Linked DNA regions of Homo sapiens: region 2 is linked to region 1. A link is a contact called in ENCODE Hi-C or POLR2A ChIA-PET data. All regions are on one chromosome and are shown on one strand. The core of a region is the stretch at or near the end of the contact, and the rest is flanking DNA. Distances in the headings are between cores, read along the strand shown. Region 1 holds the start of REEP6 (receptor accessory protein 6). Region 2 overlaps CELF5 (CUGBP Elav-like family member 5).

Region 1 (4,730 bases), core at 2,052-4,551:
CTTGGTTGTTTTCGGTGGAGAGGGGGAAGTGGCTGTCCTGGACACTGCAGGGTGCTGAGCAGTGTCCCTGGCCTCTGCCCACTCCATGCCATCAGCCCCCAAGTCATGACGACTACAGGTATCTCCAGACATCACCCAGTGTCCCCTGGGGCGGGGTGGGGGGCAGGGCTACCCCCTTTGAGAACCTCCTGTCTTGGAGGCAGCAAACCCCAGCATCTCGATCCCCTGGGTGGAGGAGAGCCCTTTGGTCGGGTGTGCACTCACCAGCCGGCACTGAGTGAGGCTGTGGCTGCATGGAGCCTCAGTTTCCCCCTTGGTAAGTGGGAGTAGTAATGGCCCCTGCCTCCTATGGTTACAAGTTAACAGAGAGAACGCCTTTCTGCACGTTTATTTCTATTTATTTTCGAGATGGAGTCTTGCTCTGTCACCCAGGCTGGAGTGCAGTGGCGCAATCTCAGGTCACTACAAGCTCGCCTCCCAGGCTCAAGTGATTCTCCTGCCTCAACCTCCTGAGTAGCTGAGCGTACCACCATGCCCAGCTGATTTTTGTATTTTTAGTAGAGACGGGGTTTCACCATGTTGGCCAGGCTGGTCTCAAACTCCTGACCTCAGGTGATCCGCCCGCCTTGGCCTCCCAAACTGCTGGGATTACAGGCGTGAGCCACCGCCATCAGCCTTTCTGCACATTTATTAAGTGCCTTCAGGCAACTATAACACAGTCCCAGCAAGGAGGGTGTTCAGAGAAAAACGTGTGTGTGTGTGTGTGTGTGTGTCCAGCTCAGCCCCAATCCTGAACCTGGCTCTGAAAAGAATGACTACGACAGCTGCATTTATTAAGCGCCTATTGTGTGCCAGGTTTTGTGCTTTTCCTGAATTATTCAACAGCCAAAACTGGGGGTGGGTGGGTGTTGCCCAAGGTCACACAGGGAACCTATGTGCTCCAGAGAGCTTGGACAGCCTTCTTCCTCCTCCCCTGGGGCTGCTATCTGCAGAGTGAGATAGAGGCCACTTCTGGACCAAAGGGCAGAGGCCCAAGTCCCCCCAGCCCCTCCCACCTGCTTTAGTCTTTATCCAAAAGCACCCAAGGTCAGGGGTAGGAGGAGTCCCCCAGCTGGTCCCAGGAGTGGCCTCCCAGTCACTGTCCCCTCTGAGTTTCTTCGTATGTTACCCAGGGGTGTGGGATTTGTCAATTTAAAGGAGGTGGGAGATGGGGATGAGGGACTGCCATCTCTCCCCGGGCCTGGCTCGTGGGGAGGAATGACTCTCCCAGGGCGTCCCTCCCCTAAATCCCTTTTCCTGCAGCTTCAGCGACGGGAGGATGACCTTGGACATCAGAACTGTGGAGGGAGGCCCAGCCCCCAAGATTAGCAGCAGATGGGACTGGGGGTGGGCAGGGTGGAGGACTGTATGCTTCAGACAGAACAGGCACAGAGGCAGCCCCTGCCTCCCTGTGCCTCAGTTTCGTCTCTGGTGACACGGTGCCCCAGGCAGCCCCTCCCTGCTGCCTGCCTCCTGGGCGCTCTACGACCTAAATTCCTGCCCACTAGCCCCAGGGATGTGGAAAGGGAGGGCAGAGGTCAGGGACCTGCTCCCGGGGGCAGGCACAGCCGGGCCATGCCCATGCCACCTGCTGCGCTGCACATGGGACCAGGCACCTGGGGACCTCCAGGGTGTGGGCACAGACTTCAGACTGTTCTGGCGCTGCCTGGCATGGGAACCCCCAGATGGTGGGAAAATTGGGGGGGAACTGGACTCCTGGGATCCACCTGCAGAAGGTGCTCAAAAAAGTGGCACTGTCCTCTACCCAGAATACCCCAGGCCCAGAGCAAGTCCTTGTGAGTCATTCTGCGGAGCTTCCTGGAAGAGAAGGCAGAGCCAGTGGGGCTGGGAGCACCACACAAACGGAAGAAAGGCTGGGTGCAGTGGCTTCCACCTGTAATCCCAGAGCTTTGGGAGGCTGAGGCAGGAGGATCGCTTGAGCCCAGAAGTTTAAGACTAGTCTGGGTAACATAGTGAGACCCTGTCTCTTAAAAAAGTTAATTTTAAAAAGTTTTAGGCCAGGCAAGGTGGCTCATGCCTGTAATCCCAGCAGTTTGGGAGGCCGAGGTGGGCAGATCACCTGAGGCCAGGAGTTCAAGACCAGCCTGGCCAACATGGTGAAACCCCGTTTCACCATGTTGAACGGCTAAAAATACAAAAGTTAGCCGGGCATGGTGGTGGGTACCTGTAATCCCAGCTACTTGGTAGACTGAGGCAGGAGAATCGCTTGAACCCAGGAGGTGGAGGTTGCAGTGAGCCAAGATCACACCACTGCACTCCAGCCTGGGCAGCAGAGCAAGACTCGGTCTCAAAAAAAAGTTTTAAAGGTGGGGAGGGAGGCATTTAAGGAGCGTTTACTACATGCTCTTGCTAGAGATTTGGAAAGGGGAAGGGGCGCGCAGCGTCACCAAGGGTGAAAGTCACGGAAGAACTGTAATGGAGTCACAATCGGGGTGCCTGGATCTCCGGCTCTGTGGGCCCCAGTCCAGCCTCCCCACATCACAGCCGTCAGACAACCCAACTCCGTCTTAACAAACATTTACGCTCGGTGGCACTAAGCCATTGAGCTGGGGGAAGGTGAGCTAGGGCAGGAGAGGAGGAGGAAAGGAGAAGGGTCCTGGGCAGGCCCCCAGGACGGTCCGTTCCCCTTCCCGCCAGGAGCCTCCCCTCAGAAAAACGGGAAGATCTCTACTGTTGCAGCCAGGCCGGGGTCCACGGGGGAAGGGGGACGGCGAAACGCGCAGGACACTGGCATCCCGACCCCTCTGGGGCCACTGGGCAACTGGAAGAACCGGACTTCGGCATGGCAGGCACCCAGCGCCCGGAAGGAGGCGTCGGGGGGCGGCCAGGGGCGGAAGCTAGAGAGGGGTGGCCCGGGAGCAGGGTCGCAGGGCGCGGGCAAGGGAAGGGCTGCGGGCGGACCTCGAGGTCCCAGTCACCTCGCGCGCTCCACCGGCCGGACCGGACCCCGTAGCCGGGGAAGGAGTCCGGTCTGCGACCCCCAGGCCCATGGCCTCGGTGTGCCCGTCGGCGAAACGGGCTAGCGCCGACGGCTCACCTGCAGCCAGATACCGCTTCTCCACCCCGGTCTTGGCCTCCAGCGCCCCCAGCACTTCGGTGACCAGGTTCCTTTGCTCCAGGAAGTGCTCCACGCGCTGCCTCAGGCCGTCCATGGCCCCGACGCGCCCGGGGTTGGCTGCTCGAGCTCGCCCGCGGACCAGGGCACCCACCCCGCTGCACGCGCACCGCTTTCCCGCAGCCTGAGCCGCGATGCTCCGGCCCCGCGCCGGTGTCCGCCCCCGGCCCCCCGCTAGGACCAATGGGAGGGCAGGGCGGACAAAGGAGGAGGGGCCTGCCCCGTCTCCCCCGCCGCATAGCCCTCCGCCACGGCCGCCGCTGCCCAGACCCCGCCGGGAGAGGGCGGGGCGCGGCGGCCCAGGGCACCGATTGGCCGGGCCGGAGCGAGACGTAGCTGATTGGAAGGGCGGTGTCAGAGGATGGGATTATTGGCTGAAGGGTGGAGCCAGGGCGAGGAGAGGCGTGGGGGGGCGGAACCGGGGGGAGGGGCTAAAGAAACATCCGAGCCGATTGGAGAAACGGGACGCGATTCATTGGCGAGACCAGTGGAGGGCGGGGCTGATCACAAAGGAGGCAGGGCGGAATGGTAGGGGCGGGAACGGGGCGAGGCTTATCGGAGGAGGCGGGATTACGCAAAAGAATGATTCTGATTAGGCCGGACAGGAGGCCGGGCTGATTCTCGAAGGAGGGGTGTGTTGGAAAGTGGGAGAGGTCAAACAAAGGGTAGGACGCGTTATCGCAACAGTGAACCCGCTTCTCTGGGTTAGTCTTGTCGTTGTACAAATGGGAAAACTGAGGCTCCCGAGGGTGTGGGTCTGCGGAAGACGGGCAGGCGTGCGTCCCTCTCCCGCTTCTGTTAGATCTTCGCGCCCCTCCTGGCTGAGTAGCCGCAAGGCCCCCTGGGAGTCGAAGCCTTCTGCGTTGCTATGGCGCCGGGGGCGGGTCGGACGCCTGGGCCCACTCGGCGGTTTGGCGGGAGGGAGGGGATTTGCGCAGGCCCCGCTCCCGCCCCGCCTCCATGCGGCCCGCCCCGATTGCGCTGTGGCTGCGCCTGGTCTTGGCCCTGGCCCTTGTCCGCCCCCGGGCTGTGGGGTGGGCCCCGGTCCGAGCCCCCATCTATGTCAGCAGCTGGGCCGTCCAGGTGTCCCAGGGTAACCGGGAGGTCGAGCGCCTGGCACGCAAATTCGGCTTCGTCAACCTGGGGCCGGTGGGTGGGACCGGGATAGACGGGAAGTGGGGGCTTGGAGGGGACTGAACAACCCTAGACCCCGACAAGGGGGAGGGAGCCCACAAGGTCTTCTAAATATCAAGAGTCCCAGCCCACCCCTGCCTCAGCCAAGCTCAGCTTCTGGGACTCCCAGAGAGCACCTGCTGGGGAAGGACAAAGAAGGGGGCTGTTACCGGCCCTCGGGGGCTTCAGCAGGGGAGCCGGGTCCCATCGGTGCGGCCGCTTCCCCACATCCCCAGATCTTCCCTGACGGGCAGTACTTTCACCTGCGGCACCGGGGCGTGGTCCAGCAGTCCCTGACCCCGCACTGGGGCCACCGCCTGCACCTGAAGAAAAACCCCAAGGTGAGCCTGGCCTGGAGGCCAACCCCCTGCCCGGGGTCTCA
Region 2 (4,710 bases), core at 1,879-4,378, 1.8 Mb before region 1:
ATGGCGTGATCTTGGCTCATCGCAACCTCTGCTTCCCAGGTTCAAGAGATTCTCCTGCCTCAGCCTCCTGAGTAGCTGGGATTACAGGCATGCGTCACCACGCCCGGCTAATTTTTGTATTTTTAGTAGAGACAGGGTTTCGCCATGTTGTCCAGGCTGGTCTCGAACTCCCAACCTCAGGCAATCTGCCCACCTCAGCCTCCCAAAGTGCTGGGATTACAGGTGTCAGCCACTGCACCCAGCCAATGCTTGTTCTTGAAATGTAAGTCTGTTCCAATGTAACTGAACAATTTTGAGCATAACCTGAATTTTGCATTTGTTCGTGCACTGCTTCATCCCCACCAAAACTGTGGGCGACCGCTGAAAAACACATCCAGCTGCACTGACCTTCAGAAGAAAATACACGCTGCATGCCACACACCCTCCCACAGCTCCCCCAGTGTGCTGTGAGCTGCACCTTCCCCATCCGGGGTCATGCTATCTGTCTGATTTCAGACAACCCTCCCTCCACCGTTTCACAGTCACATGCAACAACCCTTTCGATGCCGTTTCCACGTGCACATTCTAGGTCTTCTCCAAGGCCAAGCACGGTATTTATTGTAGTCTCATGCATTTCTAAACCACATAACATGGAGAAAACAGTGCTACCATTTCTACTACGTTCCCATCTTTCTTTTCTCTTAACGTGTCACTGATAAAGATTTTTGATTTTGTTGTTGTTTTGTTGTTTTGAGACAGGGTCTCCCTCTGTTGCCCAGGCTGCAGTGCAGTGGCATGATCTTGGCTCAGTGCAGCCTTGACCTCCTGGGCTCAAGTGACCCTCCTGCCGTGGCCTCCCAAAGTGTTGGATTACAGGCGTGAGCCACCGCACCCAGCCAGCTTTCCTCGTTTTTATTTTTTTAATTTAATTTACTTATTTATTTTTGAGATGGAGTCTCGCTCTGTTGCCCAGGCTGAAGTGCAGTGGCGCAATCTTGGCTCACTGCAACCTCCGCCTCCTGGTTCAAGAGATTCTTCTGCCTCAGCCTCCCCAATAGCTGGGATTACAGACACACGCCACCACGCTCGGCTAATTGTTGTATTTTTAGTAGAGATGGGGTTTCACCATGTTGGCCAGGCTGGTCTTGAACTCCTGAGCTCAGGCAATTCACCTGCCTTAGCCTCCCAAAATGCTAGGATTACAGGCATGAGCCACCTCGATTGGCCTACTGTTTTAAAACTTCATTTAAGTGAAGTCTTTTTTATCTGGCTTCTTTCACTCAATATTCTGCCTGTGAAGTTATTCCATGTTGTTGTGAGTATTGGCTACTTATCCTTTTTCACTGCTGTATAGTGTTCCATCGTGCAGCTCCATCCTAATTTATTTATCCATTTACCTGCTGATGAACACTTGGGTTGTTACCAGCTTGGGATTTTTTTCTTTTCTTTTCTTTTTTTTTTTTTTTTTTTGAGACGGAGTCTTGCTCTGTCGCCCAGGCTGGAGTGCAGTGGTGCGATCTCGGCTCACTGCAAGCTCCGCCTCCTGGGTTCATGCCATTCTCCTGCCTCAGCCTCCCGAGTAGCTGGGACCACAGGCGCCCGCCACCACACCCAGCTAATTTTTTCTATTTTTTAGTAGAGACAGGGTTTCCCCGTGTTAGCCAGGATGGTCTCGATCTCCTGACCTTGTGATCCGCCCGCCTCGGCCTCCCAAAGTGCTGGGATTACAGGCGTGAGCCACCGTGCCCGGCCTTTTTTTTTTTTTTTTTTTTTGAGATGGAGTCTTGCTCTCTCACCCAGGCTGGAGTCCAGTGGGGAGATAGTAGCTCACTGAAGCCTTGACCTCCTGGGCTCAGTGATCCTCCTGCTCCAGCCTCCTGAGTAGCTGGGACTACAGGTGCACACCACTACACCTGGCCAATTTTTAATTTTTTTGTAGACATGGGGTCTTGCTAAGCCAGGCTGGTCTTGGACTCCTGGGCTCAAGTGATCCTCCCACCTCGGCCCCCAAAACGCTATGTAATTACAGGCGGGATCTACCGCACATGGCAAGAACTGTATGGATTTGAACCCTGACTGTCAGACTCCAGAATCGAATCCCTCCCTCCTTCGACAGCCTTGGCTTTACTGGGGAGGCCTCATTACCTGATACCTCATCGTGCCATGCCCCAGCCTCAAAAAGGGTTTCCTTTCCAAAAAATCCAGAGAATCACTCTTGGTTCTGGAGAGGGCTGGTAGGAAGTCACTGCTATTCCTACGGGGTCGGGGCGAGCATGGTTCTCTTTTCGGAGGAGGAAACAGAGAGGGAGATTCCCAGGGGTCAGCGGCTGCACCGGGACTCAACTCTGGCCTGTCCAGCCCCCAGGCCGCACTCTCAGCCCCGCGGGTCCCAGAGGCCCGGGCCAGACACGGAGCCTGCAGGTGGACAGGGCGGGCAGAGGGCGGGGCTGGCGCCCAGGGGAGGTTGCGGCCGCCTCACCTTCTCGCTGCTGCTGCTGCAGGAGGGGCGGCGGCTGGGGGACGCTGTGCGCGATGGGCGTGATGGCCGCGGTGGGGTACATGGCTGCGGAGACCGGAGCGAGACACAGGGCGAGGAGGGGCGTGAGGCCACGTGGGCGGCCTGGGCCGCTGGGCGGGGAGGGGGCGGGGCCATAAGAGGGTGGGGCCAAGGCAGGAGTGGGTGTGATCATGGCCTTTGTGGGGAGGGTTTGGGGGCGGGGCCAGGCCAGAGGGCGGGGCCAAGATCACAGACGAAACGGGGAGGGGCTATTGCCTGAGGGGCGGGGCCATGGTGGAGGGCAGGGCCAATACCGAGACGGGGCGGGGAAGGGGGGGTGGGGGCGGACCCCATGGCGTGAGGGGAGGGGTATAGGGGTTGGGCCACAGTAGAGGGCGGGGCCAAGGCTACAGGACAGTCCAGAGTGGGCGGGACCATTGCTTGAGGGGTGGGGTCACAGTGGAGGGCGGGGGCAAGACTGGGATGAAGGGCATGAGTGGGGCGGGGCCGTGACTTGATGGAGGGCTATGTGGGCAGGACCATGAGTTAAGGGGCGGGGCCGCAGCAGAGGGCGGGGTCACAGCCAGGCCTTAAGAAGTAGAGCCAGAGGTAGGGGCGGGGCTTTATCAGAGAGGCGTGGTCAGAGTAAAGGCAGGAAGTGAGGGGCGGGGCTAGGAGCTGCAGGAGGGAGGGTAAGGGGCAGGGCCGAGAGCTGGGGTTGGGTCAGAGCTAGAGACGTGGTCAAGGGGAATTCCCTCTCCCCAACACAGAACATGAGAGGGTAAGGCCATGGGTAAGCGCTGTCCTTAAAGGACAAGGGAAGGTCCTGTTTGCGGGTATAGGTGGTGGTGGGGTGGGACCAGTAACAGGGCCCGGGGTTGAATACAGGACAAGGGGCTAAGGGTGGGCCCTGAGGGGCGGGGCCAGAGGTAGGAGGCGCGGCTAGGCACAGAAGAACGACACGTCCGGGGCGGGCCCTGGGGGCGGGGCCCTAGGCGGGGGCGGGGCCAGGGCCCAGCGCGGGCACGCGGGCTGCCTCCTACCTGTGTACTGCTGGACTCCGGAGAAGGCAGGATGCAGTGTCTCGGCCACAGTCGGGCTCTGAGCTGCGGGCAGACAGAGGGGCTGAGTGGGGCGGGAGCAGCAGAAGTCTTCCATCCACCCCCGATCCTTAAGAGCCGCAAGGACAGCAACAAACACCCCGCCCAGCTTCTCCTCTGTGCTAAACCCTCTGTAGGACCAGGAAGCTGAGGCCGAGGAAGGTGAAGCCACTTGCACAGGGCCACTCAGATAGCAAATGGCAGAAGCTGAACTGGAATCCGGGTTTCTCGGACTCCAGAGAGAGATCACCATCGTCCCCATCTCCCTCTCCCTATCCCGACCCGGTTGCCTCCCAAGGGGGACCCTTCACTCCTCTCTACTCCCTGGATTCACCAGGACTTCAGCCTCCACCTCAAATCACCACCTGCCCCCATCCCCTGCCCCGTCTCCCTCTCCACATGAGTTTCCTCATCAGACACCCTGTAGCTCCCCCATCTAGCTGTAGCCTTCCTGCTACCGCTAGGGAAAGGGGTAGGGGAGGGAAGAAGTTGTCCAGGCCACCAAAGCTGATGATTCTGGGGAAAAATTCAGCCAAACAATTCTGCCCGAATGGAGAGTGTGCTGGAGGGCAGGGGATAGTGGTGGTGACTGTGACTTCAAAGGGGTGGCAGGAAGGAGTTCACTTTGTGGGCAAGAAGCAGTTCTGTATCTTCACTGTGGGAGATCCACAAGTCTGCATCTGTGACAAAATGGCAATTAACCGCCCCTGCACACACACACACACACGTGCACAGAGTGCATACAAAAACTCGTGAAATCAGCTGGGTGTGGTGGCTCACACTTGTGATCCCAACACTTTGGGAGGCCGAGGAAGGAGGATCGCTTGAGCCCAGGAGTTTCGAGACCAGCTTGGGCAACATAGCAAGACCCTCATTTCTTAAAAAATAAAATAAAATCGAAAATTAGCCAAGCATAATGGCACGTGCCTGTAGTCCCAGTGACTTGGGAGGCTGAGGTGAGAGGTGAGAGGATCGCTTCAGCCCAGGAGTTCGAGAGTTCAAGGCTGCAGCGAGCTATGATCACGCCACTGCACTCCAGCCTGGGCGACAGAGTGAGACTCTGTCGCTAAATAAATAAATGGTGAAATTTGAATACCGTCTGGAGTTGAATTAATTGTATGGTGCCAGTGTTAG

What was found. A loop is a pair of places that touch in the nucleus more often than their neighbours do. ChIA-PET counts read pairs that join two places held with the same protein, here RNA polymerase II (POLR2A). Pooled maps may share reads with other maps.
Region 2: a loop to region 1 is called in a pooled map, with 4 times the contacts of the local background. The contact joins the enhancer-like site here to the promoter of REEP6 in region 1. A Hi-C loop is called at or near these places in 5 of 50 pooled maps. POLR2A ChIA-PET finds 5 or more read pairs at or near these places in 2 of 52 experiments (Caco-2 and activated naive CD8-positive, alpha-beta T cell).

What each region holds. Positions count from the first base shown.
Region 1 is chr19:1,489,752-1,494,481 of GRCh38, reverse strand. REEP6 (receptor accessory protein 6) reads right to left here and starts at 3,301. Exons shown (of 5, transcript NM_138393.4): 1 at 3,098-3,301. The coding sequence starts at 3,212. It overlaps PCSK4 (proprotein convertase subtilisin/kexin type 4), which reads left to right and starts at 4,132. Exons shown (of 15, transcript NM_017573.5): 1 at 4,132-4,324; 2 at 4,585-4,689. The coding sequence starts at 4,136. RefSeq lists silencers at 3,053-3,172, 3,203-3,742, 3,963-4,392.
Region 2 is chr19:3,283,774-3,288,483 of GRCh38, reverse strand. It overlaps CELF5 (CUGBP Elav-like family member 5), which reads right to left. Exons shown (of 13, transcript NM_021938.4): 9 at 3,520-3,582; 10 at 2,459-2,542. Among named protein-coding and RNA genes, the nearest start is that of CELF5, 61 kb to the right of the region's middle. Within about 2 kb of position 3,128, at least 10 of the 41 ENCODE cell types and tissues checked have a DNase peak (open chromatin) inside an H3K27ac peak, as active enhancers do.